Regions from separate parts of the Homo sapiens genome. Here region 2 is linked to region 1. The links are chromatin loops, found by intact Hi-C in ENCODE. Cell type or tissue: GM12878. All regions are shown on one strand.

Region 1 (5,000 bases):
CTTTAGTCATCATCGTCTATAAAACTTAAATGAAATTTATGAAAAATTATTCCTTGCATTTCTTTAGTTCTCCATTTCATTTAAAGGACTGAGGATAAACAGCCAATAAATGAGCCTCCTCAGCATTAAAATATTGATCTTTGTATTTATGCTCTATATTAAATTTATAGCATCCAAGATCGAATGTTATTATCGACCAACATGATGACCTCTCAGATCCACAAAGCTGGAGGTGAATCAATATGAGGCTAGACAGGAAATCTCCTTCATTATTTTAATTGTCCATAGTACTTATGAGTAACTACTCCACACTGAGTTTCTCATTTTCTCAGTGTGGAGTAGTTAAATTCAGTCAGGAGGCCTGTCTTTGAATTCCAGCTCCAGCCCCTTAGTCATCAAGTGCCTTAGATAAACCCATCATTTTCAGTGGTGCTTGCCTTTTTCCTTACCTATAAAATAAATCTCCTGCTTAGATTATCTCTGTGGTCTCTTCTGTGTTGTGTAGCATTATTAATATCTAACCTTATAATGGAGAGGGATGGAAAATAGAATATCTGGGCAGGTAAAAGTGATCTGAGACATGGTTAAGCAGCTCATAGGCTTTTGACTATAAGAATTCTTTTTAATATCAAAATATGACTAATTTTTCACAATAGTTTCAAAATCCATTGAGAACATGTTAGAGACAAACAGCTATTATAATTTTAATGATGATTTGTATTGATTTATGTTTTATTAAACACTGTAGCATCTTCATAGTGGACATATATATGTAATATACATGGATGCAAAGTCTATGGACAATGCTTTATCTTGCACATGGGTTTTGAATCCCTTGGTATAAATAAGATAATGTAAATAGAAGTATTAAATTCAAAGTCTGATACATAGGAAGGCTCAAGAAATGGTAAATGTCATCATCAACAGCAGCAGTGTACAAGGAGTCCTCAGCACACAGGCAGGAATGACAGAAAGTTACCATCTCTTTACTCATGTGGAAAGAACACCAATCCTAAGATCTGACTACAGGTTGTAAGTCCCAGATCTGTCACTAATCAGCTACGTGACCTTCTGCAAGTCACTCTCCTCTTTGGCCTTCAGTATTCAAAGTCAAAAGAAGGAATAAATCAGAATAACATTTTTTTTTGCAGCTCTCAAGTGCATCTCCTTCTGTACACGTCTATCAGGAACTGAGCTAAAGATTCTAAGAAGTTTAATTCATTTTTGTCCAGATAAATGAGCATCAATCATGGTTCACGTTTCCCAAACACGATTATACAGCGAAGTGCAAATTGGCACTATCTCCAGAGAAAATGATTTAATCATATCTAACAAAATTACAAATGTAGACTCCTTTTGATCCAGCAGTTCTATTCCTAGGAATATATCCTAAAGATAATATGCTCGCCCATATGCAGAACAGTATTTACACAGGTCATTCCCTGAAACATTGTATATAATAAGGCAAGATGGGAAACAGCTAAATGTCCAACCATAGGGGACAGACTAAACAATGTTAGTAAAACGATGGTTCATTTATACTATGAAATGCTAGGCTTCTGTAAAATAGACAAAGAAGGCCTTCATGTATGCATATGGAAAGATACCCAAGACACATTACAACATAAAAATAAAATTCAGAAAAGCACACTAACATTAGTGTTAAAAAAAATTCCTCTACCGATGTAGGGAAGAATATAGGTTTGTTTTAGCTACATGCATAAAACATCTCTGGAAGGATAAACTAGCAGTTAATAAGAGTGGTTACCTACTAGAAGAGTGACAGAAACTATGAAGATGGGGGAGGGAATATGGGGAGGAAACTTTTCACTGCTTTTATTTTTTGATGTTCAAGTTATGTGAATACATTAGCTATTCAAAAATTAAATAAAACATTTAAACAAAGAGTATATGATTTATTAATCCATATTCTGGAATCCCATTTACCCTGTCCTTATAAAATGTAAAGATCATTAATGTGCTTTCCAAAGATGAGCTTATATCATTACACATATAAAAATACTCTTAAAGAAAAAGATAGATATAATTTCAAGGAATTTAACAGAATGACTCCCCTAGGTATATCTTTCTTTTATTTTCCTAGCCTCAATAATTTCTTTATATTAAAAAATTATTTTCAGATAAATATAGGGTTTAAATGATGAACAAGAGGGCATTTTTTTCCTACATGGCCAGCATCAACCATTAAAGTTTTACTATAATTTTAATATGTACACTGAGTGTGACATCAGTTTACATATTAAAGTGGTAACGTAGGATAGGAGCATACTTTTTTTTTTTTTTTTTTTTAAGACAAAGTCTCGCTCTGTTGCCCAGGCTGCAGTGCAGTGGTGCAATCTTGGCTCACTGCAACCTCTGCTTCCTGGATTCAAGCAATTCTCCTGCCTCAGCCTCTTCAGTAGCTGGGATTACAGGCATGCACCATCACACCAAGCTAATATTTGTATTTTTAGTAGACACAGGGTTTTACCATGTTGGCCAGGCTGGTCTCGAACTTACCATGTTGGCCAGGCTGACCTCAAGTGATCCACCCACCTTGGTCTCCCAAAGTGTTGGGACTAAAGGCGTGAGCCACCACACCCGGCCAGAGCATACTTCTTATGCTCCTCCTTTGGTTATCTCCTCCTTTGGTTACCTCAACAACCAAAGAATTTTGAATAATTGTCAAGAATTTTTAGAGATTAAGAAAAGACTATGTAAAAATTTAATCTACGCCTACTTTTCAAGCAACCCAGAGAGACAGAATAATGTGCCCAAAGTCAGAGATCAATGTGGGGAGATAATGACAGCATCACAATGACAACATCACAGTGACAATATGATTATGAGTAAGTTCCTCTCAAGGTGACTCCTTATGGAAAGAAATGAATGGCATACATTTGTATGTATACATTTTGGCATGTTTGTCATGAATCTCATTACTTTAGCCTCATGCTTGTATACATGCAAATTCTGGTTAGCTTTGTGGTTAGATTTGTTGCAATATGCAACAAATTACCACAAAACGTGGTGGTTTAACACAGCAACCACCATCCTATTATTTCTTTTGGCTTCTATGGGTCAGACCTTCTGCAATGGCTTGGCTAGGGGGTTTGGCTTAGGGTCTCTCATTTGGTTGTAGTCAACTGGTGGCTGGCACTGGAGCAGTGGAGGACTGTGGGAGCCAAAGGCTGGACTGACATCTTTCTCTCTTCATGTGGTCTCAAGGACTCTCCATGTGGGCTAGTTTGGGTTTCCTCACTGCACAGCAGCCTCAGAGCAGTTGGATAACTTAAATGACAACTCAGGGCTCTAAGAGCAAGTGTACCAGCAGGTGGACGCCATGTTGCCTTTTATAACACAGGCTTGGGAGTCACACAGCATCACTACCACAATATTCTACTGGTTGCCAATGTCACAAAGATCTCATATTTTTTCAGATGGAAGGACCTAGACCTCACCTCTTGATGGGAAGAGCAGTAAAAAAATTTTGAACATATCTTAAAACAGCTATAATGCAGGACTCCCCAGACAGTTGGCGCTTTATTTTGGTGAGCCCCAAGTACAAAGTCAGGTGGCAGATAAATAAGAAATCAGAGAAAAGGCTGAGATGATTAAAACTTTACCAGTATGGAGTTCTCAGACCTATTATCTCAATCAGTCAACTGCTAATTTAATAAAAATCTGAGGTAGCCAAAGATTGAAACATGAGATTAGTATTAATTGTAAACACAATCTAATTTGGGAATAATGAATGTAATTGTAGCCCCTAGATAGAAATGACTGGCACAGTGCTGGTTTAGTTCTTTTGTTTTATAATGTGGCAGGAACCTGTGGACAGAGGAAAGGGCAGACATGGCTGTCACAGAATTAGCATCATAACTTCCTATGAGTGGTGAAAGTGATGTTATTTCCCTAAAGTGTCCAGCTCCACATTCAAGAAAGGAAAAGCAGCCTTTGTGCACTGAAGCCCTCTCCTACAGCACTCAGGAAAGCCACGAAAACAGCAATGCGATTTGTACATTTAATCAGCATTTCAAATGCAACCTCTTGAAGAGCTATGGAAAATGAGATGGCAGGCCCTTTTGTGCTTCATCAGACTAAAGTGTGGCAAGACAAATGGAATCTGTTTTTGCTCATCTATTTCTGAAATCAATCAGTCTGTAAATCAGCTTCTTTGTTCTGAAGAGATAACTATCGCACCACTTTGCACTCCCCCACTCCTATTTATCCTGGGAAATTAGTCTGAATTATAGAGAAAAGGAGGATAGGATATAAGGTTTTCTTTGAAAGAGGTGTGGGGGAGAGCCTACTTTCATTTCCAAAAGTGTAAATTGAAAAATATGTGATTGAAATGCCAAATAAATATTGAAAGCAGTAGAATTATTTACAAAGATTCAATCAGACTTATCCTTGGCAAAACAAATGCAGCAAAAACATTCTGTGAAAAAATATTAGCATAATGAATTTTAAAACAAATGAGAGAGCACAGATAGGTTGCTCTCATCATTTTCCATTTGAGAAGCAACTGCGCTACATTCAAACTGTTAATGAACAGTCAGACCAAGTGTAGAATCAATTACACATTGCTTTCATTCACTCCATTCTTGTATTCATAAGCATAATCGGTCCTTCTAACAGACTGCATAATAATGCTGTGCCTTGTCAATCATATCAAATTGCATGAATTTTAAGAAGAAAACCAATGCATGGAATTAAACTGATTTTCTTTTTTAGAGATACAACCACAAAACTGAGCACTAAAGGTACTATTTGTAAATCTTACTGGCCAATTTATATAAGCACCACCAATCTATGACCTGAAACAGAATACTTGAAGTTCAGTTAACAGAAAATTGAATTACCACCTGATAGCATTACAAAGTAAATGCTGCCTCTTCTTTCCACATAGGTCAGTGTTTTCATATACACATTTCGAAGTTTGTTTTTATTATATTTCAAGAAACAATCAATTGTCTATAAGATGTTCCTTTTCAATC
Region 2 (5,000 bases), 590 kb after region 1:
TGCAAAGAAGGGCCTCTCATTTATGAACACTATTGTGATGGACATTCTTTTTGGGTAGAGATAATTCAATATCAATGAGCTTTATTTACTTATGAGTATGATCAGTATTGCTGCTTTTTGGAAAGTTGGAAAATGGAGCATTTTAGTGACTTTTCTAGGTACAAATCTGGCTTTGTCACCTTTGCTAGTGGGTGTAGTGAAGGAACCTCTAGCCCAAACCATGACAAGATGAGTGAAAGCATTGGGAAGAAGTCAAGCAATAATTGAAATAGCCACAGGATAGTAATACTAGGACAATGCCAGAGTGCCTCTCCAGGGGCCTCTGATCATGAGGAAAACGGAAATAATTCAACACTGATTGTATAACTGTGATATCTGCAATTTTAAACTCCCTCTTTAGGATTTTCCTGGAGTTTCTTTCTGACAACTATAGGGACACCGCTCCTTGAAGACACAGGCCACACCACCTTCACCTCCATATCCTCATTGCACTCTGCACTCAATAAATATTCATCAGGGGACTGTGGACTAAAATGCTAACCCCAGAGTTCTCTCTGGCAAAGAAGACTAGAACAAAAGTTCTCCCTGCAGATTGCCCAGACATGAAGGGATTGAGATTCAGGATGTGACATGAGTCTAAACTTTTTATTCTCTCCCTTGCAAGAATTATGCCCTGAGGGCATAACTTCCTGTCTAGAGCTATTATACTCTGGCAAACACATAATTTCAGATGAAAGAGAGAGAGCAGGTCCAGGGTTTTTACTTTTAAACATGCTATGCCTATTTTGGATATCTTAACAATAAAAAGCCTTCAGCATTGAAAACCAGAGGTCTTTCCTATCATTCTATGCCCCACAACATTTACAGACTTACAGGCAATTCAAGTAAAACTCTCTCAGGAAGTCCTGATTTGCCCAAATTCTCTGAACAGTTCTGCTGACAGGACCATATAGGAAAATAAATTAAACTCCAGTTGGGCGGGGGGAGGGATAAGAAGGAAAAAGCCAAAATTGTGACCAAATGTTAGGCATGAAAAACAGTCACAAGGTTTATGAATAATATGTGATCAAAGAAGCACATGGAAAGGAGGAATATACAAATCGATGTGAAAACAGCAAATTACTTCCAGTGGTGGCCTTTACAAAATTCATTTGAGAAATGCTTATTAAATGCTTACTCTGTGCAAAACACTGAAGAAATTTAACAATGGACAAGGCATCATCTTTGCTCATTCAGTGTCCATCCTCCAAAGGGATGACAAGCTTATGGAAAAGTGTAACTCAAGCTGGTAATGTGGCAGACATTACTTAGAAATGAGAGAGGGAAATGTCCTACTTCAGGCCACATCTCAGATGGATCTTGAAAGGTGAGTAGACTTTTGAAAGGCAAGGTGGGAAAAGGCATGTCAGAAGTGGGGGTGTGGCGGGTTGTGGGAAATGGCACGCCCAGGGGGCTGTGAAGAGAGCAATGCTCCTGGACCCAAAGTGTCAGGTGAGGAGAGCATCAGAAATAACGCTACAAAATAAATCAAGGCCAGGCTGAGTTTATATTTAACTTCAGATGAAATAAGGAGCCAAACAATATGTCTATGCAGGAAAATTAGATGGCCATGGTAGTGTTTCAGGAATATTAACCCAGTGGCTATAAGAGAGAATGCCATAGGGGAATACTAACATGAGGTGGCCAGTTAGGAGGCTATGATGATACCCCAGTCTTTAAATTAAAAAGGCCTGAGGTGGTTTCAATGGACTTATGTGTCTGGTGATGTTTTAAGTATGTGAAAACTCAAGAGGGAGGTCGTTTAAGGACAGGATGTGGGAGAGAAGGAAGCGAGAGTCAGAGATGACTGCCAAGGGAAGCCTCGATAACTGGGATGATGGTGACTCTAAAAGGAGAATTCGGAGCCAAGAGGAGTTGCTACCTCAGGAAAAAAGATGATGAATTTGGTTTTTTTAAGTTTATTTGAATTTAGTTCATGCGAAGGCAGCCCATCCAGGTGGCAATATATAGCAGGTAACTTTACATGCAACACCAGTTGGAGAAATAGGGATTTTTTATTTATCACCAACTCAGAGTAGTTGAGTGAAACTGCTTTTCTCATTGGCTTCAATTTCCTTTGAAGAAGATTAAATATGAATAAAGATTACCAGAGTAGGCTGAATGATGGCCCCCAAAGATACCCCTGCAACCTGTAAATGTTACCGTCTGTGGAAAAAGGGTCTTAGCAAATGAGATTAAGAATTCTGAGATGGGGAAATTATTCTAGATTATCCAGATGGGCTTAAAATGAATCACAAATGTCTTTATAAAAAAGACACATGGGGAAATTCAACCCAGACAAATAAGGGGAAGGCAACGTGACCACAGAGGCAGAGACTGGAGTGATGCAACCACAGGCCAAAGAAGGCGAGTGGCCACTACTGGCAGGAAGAGGAAAGAGAAAGGTTCCTCTCCAGGGCCTCTGCGGGAACGCAGCAGAGCTCCCCCACATCTGGACTTCCACACCGCGACACTGATTTCAGACTTCTGACCTCCAGAACAGTGAGAGAAAAAATTTCAGTTGTTTCACATCACCAGGTTTGTGGTGGTTTGTTACAGCAGCCACAGGAAACTAACACTATTTCAAATAATTTCTACCACTTAAATGAGAACTTTCAATATATGCCTAAATGGTGATAATCAAGACAATGTTTTTTAATTCAAAGAATTTCTTGTATTTTACATTAAAATATTATCATAAGAGATCATTTTTTGTCACAAAGTTCTTCGGAGTTAGAGAAGCCATGTTTCAAAAACATCTCAATTTATTTAATTTTGTTTACTATACTTTTAAATAAACATCTCTGTATCAGACACCAAAAACTTTTAACTATCTACTACCTTCCACTTTCCAGACTAAATAAGGAATGTCACAAATTAACAATAGCAGGTTGGTATTGAGATACTATCAATAATAACATAAAAACAGCAAAAATGAAAACCACAAATGTAGAAAAGGGGCTTGGTGGAGAAAAGAACCCTTATCATTATGTACTTAAGAAAACAGAATAACATACTTCCTAAATATTATGTTTGCTGCATGAATTACAAATATATTGACAATTTCCCATATCTACCATATTTTACAAATTTGTTTTTACCTATCCAATCATATAACCAAAGAGTTCCATAAAGAAAACAGGTTTTCATATTGTAAGTTCTTAAATATTTCCTTACATGTTTCTAACTTTTAACCTTGACATATAATATTTAAATTAAATTCTAAATATCTTAAGAGAAAATGAAGGACTGATTTTTGCCAGAATTATTCCTTATGCAGTCATATTTAGAATGACCACCCTTAATAGAAAGAGAAGCATCATTCACACTACAGTAAGCTTACTTTCTCTGTAAGTGTCCTTAGACTAATATAATCAATATTCCTTATAGCCAGATTACTTCATCTTAAAAAAAAAAAGCAGGCAAAAAGACTTCTGAATCTCAGGGAATAGCTAGTTTGAAAATTCAAATGTTATTTTAATAAATTACAAAATGAATACCACACTTATTTTTTAAAACAACTGAAATTTTTTCTTACTCAGATGGCCATTGTCTAAGAGTCCAACTGGCATGCTCATTGCAGTAGCATACCTGAAGTTACAACAACACAGCAAAGATTGTCAATGGCATGTAACTTCATAAAGATCCTGTCAAAAGACAAAATTACAACAAATTTAAAGATATAATTGGTTTTTCTTTTTCTTTTTCTTTTTTGAGATGGAGTCTCGCTCTGTCGCCCAGGCTGGAGTGTAGTGGCGCAATCTCGGCTCACTGCAACCTCCGCTCCTGGGTTCACGCCATTCTCCTGCCTCAGCCTCCTGAGTAGCTGGGACTACAGGCGCCCGCCACCATGCCTGGCTAATTTTTTTATTTTCATTTTTAGTAGAGACGGGGTTTCACGGTGTTAGCCAGGATGGTCTCAATCTCCTGACCTTGTGATCTGCCCACCTCGGCCTCCCAAAGTGCTGGGATTACAGGCGTAAGCCACCGTGCCCGGCCCGGTTTTTCTTAAATTTAAAGATCCAATAGGCTTTTATTGAATTCTAAAGTCGGGCAACATCTCATTCCAGAAAACAGAATGAGTGTTCTAATGAACTGATCAGGAGTATGGCTTTATAGGCAGAAAAGGGCTAAGAAAAAGCAGAAACCGTGAACAAAAGAGAAGTGGTTGTTTCAAAGTTACTTTCCTTATGGAATTAAAACAGAGACGACTTCCTTATCATGCCAGCTCAGGTAAACTGGGCCCCTTCTGATTGGTTGCTGTAAATCTCCTCTTTTGAAAAACTGGCTTGTTTCAAAGTTCAGTTTGATTATGTGGCACAGCGATTCCATTCTGGTTTTGTCTGGTCTGTTGGGCCTAGTGCTGGAACTCAGTCCAAAGCAATGAACTCTTGTAAATTTCATTTAACGATTCCATATATTCTTTTAAAAAATATTAAAAATTTAAAAAATAAGACAAATAGAAATGTACTGATAAATTCCAAACTGCTTAGTAAGGTGGAAAATCACAGCTGTTACAGACACACAAAAATAATTCTGTAAGTGAATTATGTTCTTGTTGAGTGGCAAAATGTAAAACAAAAACAAAAACAAAACTCAAGAATCTGTACATCAGGGAAAATGTTTAAAAGTGTTAGATTCAAATAAAGATCTGTAGATCATCTCCTTGAAAGGATATTCTAAGCATATTTCAAAAGGGATTAAATAATAAGGAACTCTTTCAAATGTAGATAACTATATTTTTTTAATTTAAATTTTGTTCACCTATCTTCTACAAATGCTTATAAATGCCTAAATGAATTTATTTTCTTGACAATGGGCATATTTTTAATCAAACACTAGAGATGCAGGCTGGTGAGAATCAATTAAAATCCTATTGTGTAAGTGTTCAATAATCTAGAAGGAAAGGCATTATAATTAGAAGTAATCTGCATATATAATTTACGTTGTTTGGAAAGCCT

What was found. A loop is a pair of places that touch in the nucleus more often than their neighbours do. Peaks named below come from ENCODE experiments on the same cell type or tissue, not always from the same donor. Only the 100,000 strongest peaks of a DNase experiment are listed, where the experiment ranks them.
Region 2: a loop joins it to region 1, with 2.3 times the contacts of the local background. A loop is called at or near these places in 1 of 110 quality-filtered maps.

What each region holds. Positions count from the first base shown.
Region 1 is chr20:15,222,270-15,227,269 of GRCh38, reverse strand. The region is part of intron 5 of MACROD2 (mono-ADP ribosylhydrolase 2); the gene reads right to left. Among named protein-coding and RNA genes, the nearest start is that of MACROD2-AS1, 300 kb to the right of the region's middle. In GM12878, no CTCF peak of the experiment used is centred here; no DNase peak of the experiment used is centred here; H3K27me3 peaks cover 169 bases.
Region 2 is chr20:14,630,527-14,635,526 of GRCh38, reverse strand. All of the region lies in intron 4 of MACROD2 (mono-ADP ribosylhydrolase 2), which reads right to left. Among named protein-coding and RNA genes, the nearest start is that of MACROD2-IT1, 79 kb to the right of the region's middle. In GM12878, no CTCF peak of the experiment used is centred here; a DNase peak (open chromatin) is centred at 2,428; H3K27me3 peaks cover 120 bases.